Regions from separate parts of the Homo sapiens genome. Here regions 1, 2 and 4 are each linked to region 3. Evidence: chromatin contacts called from ENCODE Hi-C data. All regions are on one chromosome and are shown on one strand. Each heading gives the region's core, a stretch centred on a gene start or an enhancer-like site at or near the end of the contact. The rest is flanking DNA. Distances are from core to core; before and after follow the strand shown.

Region 1 (2,700 bases), core at 148-2,647, 950 kb after region 3:
GAATCACTTGAACCAGCAGGCGGAGGTTGCAGTGAGCTGAGATCTCATCACTGCACTCCAGCCTGGGCGATAGAGCGAGATTGTCTAAAAAAATAATAATAAATAAAATAAAATAAAATAAAATAAATATTGTAGTCCTAGCTACTCGGGAGGCTGAGGTGGCAGCATCACCTGAGCCTGGGAAGTCCAGGCTGCCACGTAATCACGCCACTGCACTCCATCTTGGGTAACAGAGTGAGACCCTGTCTCTAAATAAATAAATAAATAGAATATCCTGTACATAACAACAGTGAGCACTTTCACAGCCCTCATTTTTTCCCAGAATCTTCAGAGATGCAGACGTGCTCATAAAATGTTGTGTACATTTTATTTTTTTAGAATCTGAAAAACTGGGTCAGTGGGCGTTTCATGGGAAGTATAGAATGTTAGCAAAGTATCCTTTCTTAAGTTTTTCTGCGAAAACGGTAATAATGTAAGTATAACAAGGAGCACTTATAGTATTATTTTCCAAAGCCCTTGCTTAGGGAAGGAGCTTCAGTATTAAGTTGTTAAAATCCATACCCAAAGTATTTGTTATGCTTACAAAACTGGAGATGGTTCTGCTTTGATCCTATTTGCGGAAATTTGCATGCATTTAACAGAGGAAAACGTGGTCTCCTGCTCTATTAAGTTTGTCTGACTACTTTTAATAAGGCGAATTCACCTAAACTCTGTTCTAGGGTGTGAACACAATTACTTGCCCTGAAAATACTCAGTTTGACTTTTAAAGAGCTAAAGTGGTAACAGGTGGGGAGAGGGCTAGGCCAAATTGTTTGAGGGGGTGTGGAACTGTGGAATTTGAGTGAAGAGAAGGCCCAACTTTTTTTAAAAAAAGAGCGGGGCGAAATAACTTGGGGCACAACAGTATGTCTATTTTGTAGGCATCCCTCTTCCCCAGGGCAACTGGAGCCCAAAAAGTGGGTGAGAAAGCCATTCCAGGGCAGCCAGCACTTCCAGAAGTTTAAGGTCAGGATGCCGGAGCTCAGGGGAATGCCGATGCGCCGGGCAGGCTGTGCCTGGGCAGTTCATTCTGTGGCAGCTGGAGGCACTACTCGGCCGCCGCGGTGCGAACTGCGGGCACTGTGGGGCGGAGACCTAGGGGCGGGTCAACAAAGGTCGGGCGATTGTGTCTGGAGGCAAATCCGACGTAGACGGCGGCAGGCGGAGCCCAAAGCCGGTGATGCAGGGTGCGCAGGGATCCCACCTGGAGAGTCGGGGCGGCACGTTGAGACCCCAGGGGTGAAGGGCGGGGGATCCCAATCCCAGCCCTGTTTTCCCCTCCCCTTTCCCCGCCTCCTTCTCGCCCCTCCCCCCTCCTCCCCTCTGGTTGGAAAGTTTCTAGAATCTCTTCCCAGCGGCCTTTGCGGTTCCAACATGGCGGAGCTGACGGTGGAGGTTCGCGGCTCTAACGGGGCTTTCTACAAGGTACTGACCGTTTTGCCACTTTGTCGAGTGTTCTGGGTGCTGGAGCGCGTTTGAGGGAGGGTTGGTGGTCCCAGAGAGTGAGGTTTGGGGTCGGAAAGGCAGCCAGGCCAAAGCTCGAGGCCGCTGGATTCCTTGCTTCTCCCCCCTCCACCCGCGGTTTAACGGTCTCGGGGGCCGGGGCTCCGTTATGTTTTGAAACAACACGTCGGACACCTCTTGCATTTTCCTAGTTATGAACCCTCTTGGTTGCTAGTGCGGTTCTTGGCGGGCCGGTGGGAAGCAACTGAGTGGCTGCTGGGCGGCGGGAGCTCCTTCGGAGCAGGCCCGAGCTCTGGGAGGTGGGGGAGTCGTGAAAGGAGGCGGTGGGATTGTGTGGTCTCACCCGCTCCCCCGCCCCTCGAACTGGGCCGGGCGGGAGCTCCTCAGCCCGCTCCTCCGACCCCTCCCCACCCCTTGGGGCGGGTGTATCGCGGAATCTTTGGAATTCACCCTTGTATTTGAGTTTTGGGCCAACAAATCTTTAGTGTCTGAGGAGAATGGGGGTACCGGATTGAGGGTTAGGATCAAATACAGAAAAGCAGAAAACCTTGAATTGTGGCGGGTTGGAATATTTTTGCGGCCTGGGAAATTGGGCGGCGCCTTAGCCCCTCTATTACGGAAGAAAAGGAGAGTTGTGAGCTTTAAAGTAAGATTTAAAATGCGAAATGGATCAGGGAGATAGGTGGAGAGGTGACTAATTTCTTTATATCACTGCCCCTGTTTTTGGAGGGAGGTTTTGTTTTGTTTTGTTTTTTCTCCCACGAGGTTTTTTGTTTGTTTGCTTGGGAGGAAGGACATCCATTACTATGGAATCGGGGCTGAAAAACGTAAGAGGAATAGAGTAGAGGAATTTGGTGGGGCATTCAGCGTTCACATATCTGAAAATGAAATCCTAATAGTTTATTTTTTGCCACTATAGCGTTCTTTTCTCCTTATTTTCCCGAAATACGCCAGGTTGTTAGAAGATCAATACAGAATCTCCCCAGCTGTTGTCTGTCAGTCAATCTCACTAAGCCAGCATCTCAAATGTTTGAGAGTCTTGGCTATTTTTATGAAGGGCCTTCTTCTAATACATGAGTATTGTGCGTATGCAAAGTGAATTCTCACAGGTTTTCATTTCAGCGTACCTTTTATCCTATGGGTTTTTATTTTATTTGGCCACGATTTTCTATTTTCAGCATTTTGATTTTCTTTTCT
Region 2 (2,700 bases), core at 143-2,642, 610 kb before region 3:
AATTCAAACAGAGTAAATGTTCCCTTTGAGACTACCTATGCTCAGAACTGATGGATTAGCTGGCACGACCCAGACCGATAAACTGGCTCATCTGACCTAGTGTCCCCCAACCCAGGAACTGACTCGTGCAGAAAGACAGCTTCCACTCCCTGCGATTTCATCCCTGACCAATCAGCACTCCTGGCTCAGTGGCCTCCCCCAACCCACCAAATTGTCCTTAAAAATTCTGCTCCCCAGTGCTGCTCGGGGAGACTGATTTCAGTAATAATAAAACTCCAGTCTCCCATACAGCCGGCTTTGCGTGACTAAGTCTTTATTTGCAATCCCCCTGTCTTGTATCAGTTCTGGCTAGTCAGCGGGCAAGGTGAAGGCTTTCCTTGGGCGGTTACCATCCGAAGCTTTAATTTTAAGTATAATGGCAAGCTGTTGGAAAGCTTTTTTTTTTTTTTTTTTTTTTTTTTTTTTTTTTTTGAGATGGAGTCTGGCTCTGTCGCCCAGGCTGGAGTGCAGTGGCGCGATCTCGGCTCACTGTAACCTCCGCCTCCCGGGTTCAAGCAATTCTCTGCCTCAGGCTCCTGAGTAGCTGGAACTACAGGCGCCCGCCACCACCACGCCCGGCTACTTCTTGTATTTTTAGTAGAGACGGGCGTTCACCGTGTTAGCCAGGATGCTCCCGATCTCCTGACCTTGTGATCCGCCCGCCTCGGCCTCCCAAAGTGCTGGGATTACAGGCGTGAGCCACCCCGCCCGGCCTGGAAAGCTTTTTAAGTTCGGAAAGTAATACGATCTGGATTTCTTTTCTTTTATTTATTTATTTATTTATTTGAAAAAATGTCTCGCTCTCTTGCCCAGGCTGGAGTGCAGTGGCACGATAAATCACAGTTCGCTGCAGCCCCGGGCCCAAACAATCCCCCCGCCTCAGTCTCCGAAGTAGCTGGGACCACAGGTGTGTGCCACCACGCCTCGCTAAGTTTTTAAAATTTTTTTAATTTTTCATTTTTTAATTTTGTAGAGACGGGGAGGAGGAAGAGGGTCGGGGGCGGGGGGGGGGGCGCCTCCCTATGTTGCCCAGCCTAGTCTCGAACTCCTGGGCTTAAGAGATATCCCACCCCTTCGGTCTCCCAAAGTGCTGGGATTATAGGCGTCAGCCACCACCATCATTGGAAGCTAGCTAAGCCTAGGCTGGGCAGATACTTGGACACTTTGAGGGGAGAAGGGAGGGGAAGAAGTTGGAAGGGGGAACGGAAAACCACTCTCCTGGTAGCAGTCTCTGCCCACAACAAACCTTGCCTTCTGCCCTTAAGGAAAATGGCGCCTGGCATAGATGCGCTTCCGGCCACGGAGCCAAACAGAACAGAGGAGGCAAGAGGCCGGAAGTGACCGCCCTTTGCCACTCCCCCTGCCTCCTCTCCGCCTTTAACTTCTCGGGAAGATGAGGCAGTTTGGCATCTGTGGCCGAGTTGCTGTTGCCGGGTGATAGTTGGAGCGGAGACTGTGAGTGCCGGCTGCCTCGACAGCACGTTTGCGACGCTCGGAGTGACCTTCGAGCGACTGGGGACCGGGGGCGGGAGTCGTGCATGCAGCGTTGTGTGACGAGGCGCCGCCCGCCGCGGTCCTGTGGGAAAGGAGAGAGCCAGCTGTCGGGCGAACGGGGCTGGCGGCCGAGTCGAGCCCACGGAGCCCACGAGGCCGTGCTCGGGGGTGGGATTGGGGGATCCGGACCTAGACGGTCGTGCGCGGGGCGGGGGTGGGCTCTGGCCCTGACTCCTGCGCCCGGTGTGGGAAGGTGGGAGGCCTTTTCTAAGGCAGGTGTTCACACCGGCCGGACCGGGGCGTTACCCCCACCCGGCTTTTCCCACGCAGCTCCTTCGCGCGGTCATTTCTTGACTCTCTGGAAGAATCCGCCTTCTTTATGGCCACTGTTCCTTTCCATGTACACACCAGGATTAGACCGTGATTGTTTGTCTTTGGTGTCTTTTTCTTGAGAAACCACCTATGCTTTCTTAAACTTATAGTCCTTGAAGTTTCTGGTACTTTGGCTGGAAGCGTTAATGCCCTCTTGAAGCCTTACCTTTCTAAATGTCAGCCTCACATTGTGATCTTAGAATTTTATTTCCTCACTCTGCATATCCACTCCTACTCACCTAGAGCTTCAGGTTGAGAAACTTAGTAACTTCCTTATTGTGTGTGAATTTGGCTTCGCCTCACTAACCCTGTTCCCTGATGTACTTTAGAGTCACATGCAGTGACAAACTTAGTCACAATTAGTTTCGTCTTCACCAAAGGGAAATTGAGTAGAAATTGCAACCAAGATTTTGGCTAATAGATTTCACTTATTTTAGTGAAATATCATTCAAAAGTCGTCTCTAACTGTCTGACTAGAACACTCCCAAAAAAGAATTACCTAAAAACATTTTGCCAGCATAATTTATTTCATTGGGGAGTTGATGAATGTCACTGGTGTGTCATCAGTTTGCATGTCTATCATCCACTTTAGTTGGTGCTTTTCTAACTTTATCTCCCTCTAGTAGCATAATGGCAGAACCTGTTTCTCCACTGAAGCACTTTGTGCTGGCTAAGAAGGCGATTACTGCAATCTTTGACCAGTTACTGGAGTTTGTTACTGAAGGATCACATTTTGTTGAAGGTTAGTTCTTCTTAAGTTTTTAAAGTAATTACTGTTGAAAATATATAAAAGTG
Region 3 (2,700 bases), core at 10-2,509:
GGTGTTCAGTATGAATGGGGCATGAAGTTGAGGGGGCATTAGATAAGCACAATGAGGTAGTTAGGGGCTGGATGACAATGGACAGCCTGCAAGCCCAGTGGAGGAGTTTGCATTTTATTTGGGAGACAGTGGGAAACATTAGTTCTCACTATGTATTGGGTGCTCACCAGTAAGCTAAGCAGTGTTGGGGTCCATGGGGTATTGCTACTGTTGTTCATAAAAGTCCTGATCCAAGGGTATGATTTTAACTCAAGTTCCTTGGAGTCTGGATGCAAAATTAAAATGGCTCATTCATCTAGACAAAAACAAGTTGCTTCCTTTTTTAAAAAATGCAAAGTTTACAAGGTTTTACATTTTTAGCTTAAAAATTTAACAATATCTAACCTGTTTATGAGCTCAATATGTTTTATCTTGTAGTAAATGATTTGATTAATGAAATCCATCAACTTATGCAACATAGCTCATTTTTTTCAGGGACTACTCCAATAGTTCATAAAATTTCATGTGTCAATTTTGGGGACACATTTAAAGTTTAAAGAGAGAAGCTGAGAATGCAGGGAAGTGATAACTGAACAACCCTTGACTGGAAGAAAACAACTTCTATGCTTAGTGTTTTTCTACAACAAAATTAGTTAATTATTCACAAATTATACAAATGAGATAATTTTGTTAGAAAACAAAGTGATGAATGAATGTTTTTTCTATTCAGAACATCCAGCACAAAGCCTGGATGGTACATTCTCTCACCATTTCCATTTCTTTAATAAGTTACTTATTCATATATTTCAAGAATGAGATCATTTGGCCAAAAAATACGATGAGGAATAAATAACAATTGTATTGAATGATCACTTGTGTATGTGTATGTGTGTGTGTGTGTGTGTGTGTGTGTGTTTCCTAGATCACAAGACAGGAAGGAAGTGGTACCCATTTCAACTGGGGGTAAACCATGTGAAAAATTAAACCAAAAATGGAAATGACAGAATTCTAGAGTTGTTTTGGAGAAAAGGAAGAAAGCAATGGAGCATAAAAAAAAAAACAGGTTTGCAAGAACTGCATTTCTGTCAAACCTTATATATGCAGTGTCAGAATAAGAGACACGTTCCAGAGGCAGGGATCAGAGAGTGGTGCTGAGCAGAGAAGAAAAGACATGCACTGTAAAGTCTGGATGGAGAGAAGTAAAAGCGCAACCACAGAATGACAAGGTCGGGGCAATGGCAGAGCGTGGGCATCTCAGTCCAAAGTCGAAGAGAAAAAGGGAACTTTACTCTGTAAACTCTCCCTGTTGTTTAAATATGAAAATAAGAAAAATATTTTGTATGGTCTTCCTGATCCTTTGTCATTTTTATTATAAGTGATAAAATTGAATTTATAACATAAATCATTGAGGGACAAATATTTCCACTCACAACTGGTTTTCAAAGCCCTTCTGACAATAGACGCTGATTCAATCAGTAATCACCGAGTTCACCTGCATGGTTCATTAGACAAAAGCACTGGCAGCTGACTTCAAAACGGATGGGCCTGAAAGCTGAACTGTCGATACGGTTCACAATCACCATGGCCAGTTGAGGGGGAGATGATAAACTGAACCAGGTGGAGAGGCCCTGAGAGATGAGCTGTAGAAAAACCATCTGTGTCAACAGGGAGGAAACACTTTGTTAATCCCAGAGTAGTTTAGGAGATTTCAAAGTTTACTTTAAAAATCTTTAATATCTATACCCTGATGGATACTGGGAAGATGTCACAAAGTTTGTGAGAACCATTTTATGAAGAGTTAGGAGGTATCTAATATAAACATCTTTTTATAAAAATCTATCAGACAAATAGACTTTTAGCTGTGCACTTGAAATACACACTTTTCTCAAATGACTATTCTGGTTTGATTACTATGCTTATCTTACCAACATGGGACATTTGGAAGAAAGGAGAGGAAGTATCATAATTTAGAAAGGCAGTTACAGGAGTGGCTGAATGAACTCAAGACTAGAGGCTGCAGATCCCAAGTTCAAATATTGCCTGTGATGTGAAGTAACCTGGTGAACCCAGTCAAGTTACCTTTTTACTCCAAGACTTGCTTAACTTATTTTGATTATAACAAGTAATATGATTAAGCTTCTTAGAACAATATCTTTTCATCAAAGTTTATCTATACACCTAAGTTGTTCCTTAAGTGCTATCACCATAATCATACACACTCCTTCCCCTATTAAGGTGACTAGAAATGGGTTCCATGGGATGGAATTTTTAATTTTTTAATCCACTGGATTAGATTATCTTCTGAAATTCCTTCCAGATCTAATATTTACAGTTCTTATTTTGATCAGATGAACCTACTTAAAAATCAACAGCAAAAATAAATAAGTACGGCAACACTCCTTCCACAATAAAAGGCTGAATAGGTTTCTTTTCAATTTCTCTACCAAATGGCTGAGTCTAATTTTAAGTACTACTGTCTCTGACTGTTACTTTCATATATAACATCATTTTTACACTCAACCTGTCAGCTCATGTCATTTCAATTATGCATTTGTTTTCTCACTGACTAAACATTGTGCCAGCACTTCTCCCTATTAGATTAAAAAGAAAGAAAACATGGGCTATTTGAAAATGACTTAACAGCAATACATTTTTCCAGCTTGAAAGTCTAGTATTTTTCTTTTATGCTGCATGTAATGAACATAGGCTGAATATTAATAT
Region 4 (2,700 bases), core at 102-2,601, 990 kb before region 3:
GCTTAGCAGTCCTGTGAACCTGAGATTCCTCAGCTATTAGGTCCAGAAATACCTGTCTCATTTATGTCACCAAATAGTTGTTAGGATAAAATGAGATTACATATGGAAATATACTTTAATAGCATTTATTGAGTACTTAATATGTATTAGGCACTATTCTTAGCCCTTATTACTTACTAACTCATTTACTCTTCACAAGAAATTCAAGAGAGAGAATTTTATCCCTACTTTACAGATAAGAAAACTGAGGCAGAGAAACTAAGTAACCTGCCTAAAGTCTCCTAGCTACTAAATCTGAAATTCAAACCCAGGTAGTCTGACTCCAGAGCTCACACTCTACAACCATATACACCACCTTCCAGTGTGGATATGAGTGTGGTTATTCATTCATTAATTTATCAGCTGTCTATTGAACATCTACCATGTGCCACACACTCTGTTGGATTATTAATGGAAAATAATCAAATCTATAGGATTCACTCTTTACTATCTTCACTCTTTTTGCCCTATAGGAAATGAAGAGGAAAGGGTATAGGAAGAGAAAAGAAAGAAAACTCTAAACCTATCATTAAGAACATTTGCAAAATAGTCACATAGAGCCTTAAGATGCCACAGTTCAAATGAGAGGACTCCTCCTCTCCGGCATAGACCCAGTCACCACGGATAAGACTTGGGAGTGAGGAGACAATGGCGCAAAGCAGACCCCAACCTCTCCACAGGCAGGGGCAGAGGGATGATGGGAGAAGCACAGACAAGATGAGTCAGGACCAGAGGCTTGAGCTCATTGAATGGCAGAGTCACGGAGTGGCAAACTCCAAACCCCCATGGCTAATCCTCACCGTTCTTCACTAGGTTTCTGCAAGACCTAAGAAAACTTCTGCAAAAGCACTTCCTTGACTGTGAATTTATCTGCAATGTCAGAGGTAATGTAAAACCATAAGAAGGTGACTCCTATTGACCTCCAGTCCCAACAAGGACTCCAAAATTGATAGCTGCGTATGAAAGACATAGATATTTAATCTGCACATATGTATTTAATTTTTTAAATGGGGGAAGAGAGGCTCAAGTCCTAGAATTCACTGATAATCATCTATAAACAATTATTATTTAGAAGATAATTAATAGTTTTAACACTAATAGGCCTTTTTCTTCCAAAGCAGTCTTCTCCAGAAACTTCAAGTAAGTTTAAATTCATTAGTTAATCACCTTCTTCTGTAATAAGCAGTCACTGTTATTATTTATCCTATTTTTAAGAAAGAAAAAATTTAAATAAAGCAAGAATAATTGAGACATTTAGGCATTTCTATAAAAAGCCACAGCATGTCACCTGCCAGGAAGAACGCCTCTATAAGGCAACATGCACATTTTCTTTCACTTGAAGGTATCAGTTCCTCTTTGAAGACGCTAGCTAAATATGGACTCTATCCTCTTCCATAATCTACCCCTCTAATAAATACTTACAGCATTAACTTGGAAAGCTCAACACCCCTCTCTCATCATACCCTTAGCCCATCTTCTAGGACACCCAGAAAGGGGAGGATCATAGGGCCGATTGTTATCAATCAGTTCTCTATCACACACCAAACACAACACAGACACACATACACACTGTGTATGAATGCTTACACACCCTCCTGACCCTGAACTTGCTGGTAATTTTCATGGACATAGATGAAATGAATAAGAGGTTCACTAAATTAATGGCTGTCAATTGGGCCAACCAACAGTAGTCCCGGGCCCCTGAGTTCAGATGTTTACTCAAAAAAAACAATTTCAAAATCATTTCAGAAGTGAAAGAGTAGACAGAAGTGACTACAGACATTTTTCAAAAGTAAAGTAGAAGACTGAAGAGTGTGTACGATTGCAAAATGGAGAAGAAAGAGAAGCTCCATTGTGTTTGTTTTTCTCCCCAGCAGGGCTGTCATTTAAGTCGTCAAAGGGTAATGGAAGTCATCAATAACGTGGCAGTGCCTGGAAACTTTTCATATTCAGCTTTGGAAAGACAGATTGGCTCTAGGAGGCTCCATATATCAAGGGAGATTTAGGTCTTATCTGAAAAGGCACTTCCAAACAGAAAGTCTGGCTACCAAGGCTTAACAAGAGAAAGGTGTAAATTCTGTAAATTCGTGAGACATATTCTTCCAAAGGCTGAACTAAGTGACATAGGATCACAGATTCCCAGAAAATATTTTAAGGATGTAGATTCTTATTCCAGGTGGATTCCAGTAATAATCCCTATAATCTTTCATTGAAAGTTCCCAGTGTCCAGAAGGTCACTACCAAGGCAGTCTTACATTTTTTGAATACTAAGTGCTGGGGCTCAGAAAATGATATCCCAAAATAAAGGCCTCAGAACCCAAAGTTTTTCCTCTAACTTCCTACCCTCCTGTCTTTGCCTTTTTATTCTCCCCTAAGGCTAGTCATAGAAACTGGAATCTTCTTCTCCAAAGTGGGCTATAGAAACCAGAACCCTTTTTCCCCATAGCCAGCCATAAAACCTGAACATGTTGCTCTAACTTTCCTCCCACCTTTCTATGTAAAAATCTGCCATAAAGAAACTATCTAGCCTAGTTGTTCAATCATAGGTTATAAGACCCCACCCCCAATTCCAGAGAGTGTCTTGCCCCACACCCAGAAGGAAGGAATGCATGCACAGAGAGGCCAAGAAGAATCTAGACAGGCCGGGCACAGTAGCTCACG

The links. Hi-C counts contacts between places; a loop is a spot of excess contacts on that map. Pooled maps may share reads with other maps.
Region 1: a loop to region 3 is called in a map with no recorded cell type, with 8 times the contacts of the local background. The contact joins the promoter of FXR1 here to the enhancer-like site in region 3. A Hi-C loop is called at or near these places in 12 of 37 single-sample maps with no recorded cell type and 11 of 50 pooled maps.
Region 2: a loop to region 3 is called in a map with no recorded cell type, with 12 times the contacts of the local background. The contact joins the promoter of MFN1 here to the enhancer-like site in region 3. A Hi-C loop is called at or near these places in 5 of 37 single-sample maps with no recorded cell type and 5 of 50 pooled maps.
Region 4: a pooled map shows a loop between it and region 3 (7-fold over the local background). The contact joins two enhancer-like sites. A Hi-C loop is called at or near these places in 2 of 37 single-sample maps with no recorded cell type and 4 of 50 pooled maps.

What each region holds. Positions count from the first base shown.
Region 1 is chr3:180,911,273-180,913,972 of GRCh38, forward strand. FXR1 (FMR1 autosomal homolog 1) reads left to right here and starts at 1,398. Exons shown (of 17, transcript NM_005087.4): 1 at 1,398-1,464. The coding sequence starts at 1,414. RefSeq lists enhancers at 389-1,044, 860-1,009, 1,580-1,669 and silencers at 1,029-1,323, 1,330-1,429.
Region 2 is chr3:179,346,317-179,349,016 of GRCh38, forward strand. It overlaps MFN1 (mitofusin 1), which reads left to right and starts at 1,393. Exons shown (of 18, transcript NM_033540.3): 1 at 1,393-1,494; 2 at 2,529-2,647. The coding sequence starts at 2,536. RefSeq lists enhancers at 1,102-1,631, 1,965-2,184 and a silencer at 1,685-1,844.
Region 3 is chr3:179,960,337-179,963,036 of GRCh38, forward strand. The region is part of intron 2 of PEX5L (peroxisomal biogenesis factor 5 like); the gene reads right to left. The region is part of intron 1 of LOC124909463 (a long non-coding RNA gene); the gene reads left to right. Among named protein-coding and RNA genes, the nearest start is that of PEX5L-AS2, 63 kb to the left of the region's middle. RefSeq lists a silencer at 1,578-1,627. Within about 2 kb of position 1,260, at least 2 of the 41 ENCODE cell types and tissues checked have a DNase peak (open chromatin) inside an H3K27ac peak, as active enhancers do.
Region 4 is chr3:178,967,805-178,970,504 of GRCh38, forward strand. The region is part of intron 1 of LOC124906307 (a long non-coding RNA gene); the gene reads right to left. Among named protein-coding and RNA genes, the nearest start is that of ZMAT3, 100 kb to the right of the region's middle. Within about 2 kb of position 1,352, at least 3 of the 41 ENCODE cell types and tissues checked have a DNase peak (open chromatin) inside an H3K27ac peak, as active enhancers do.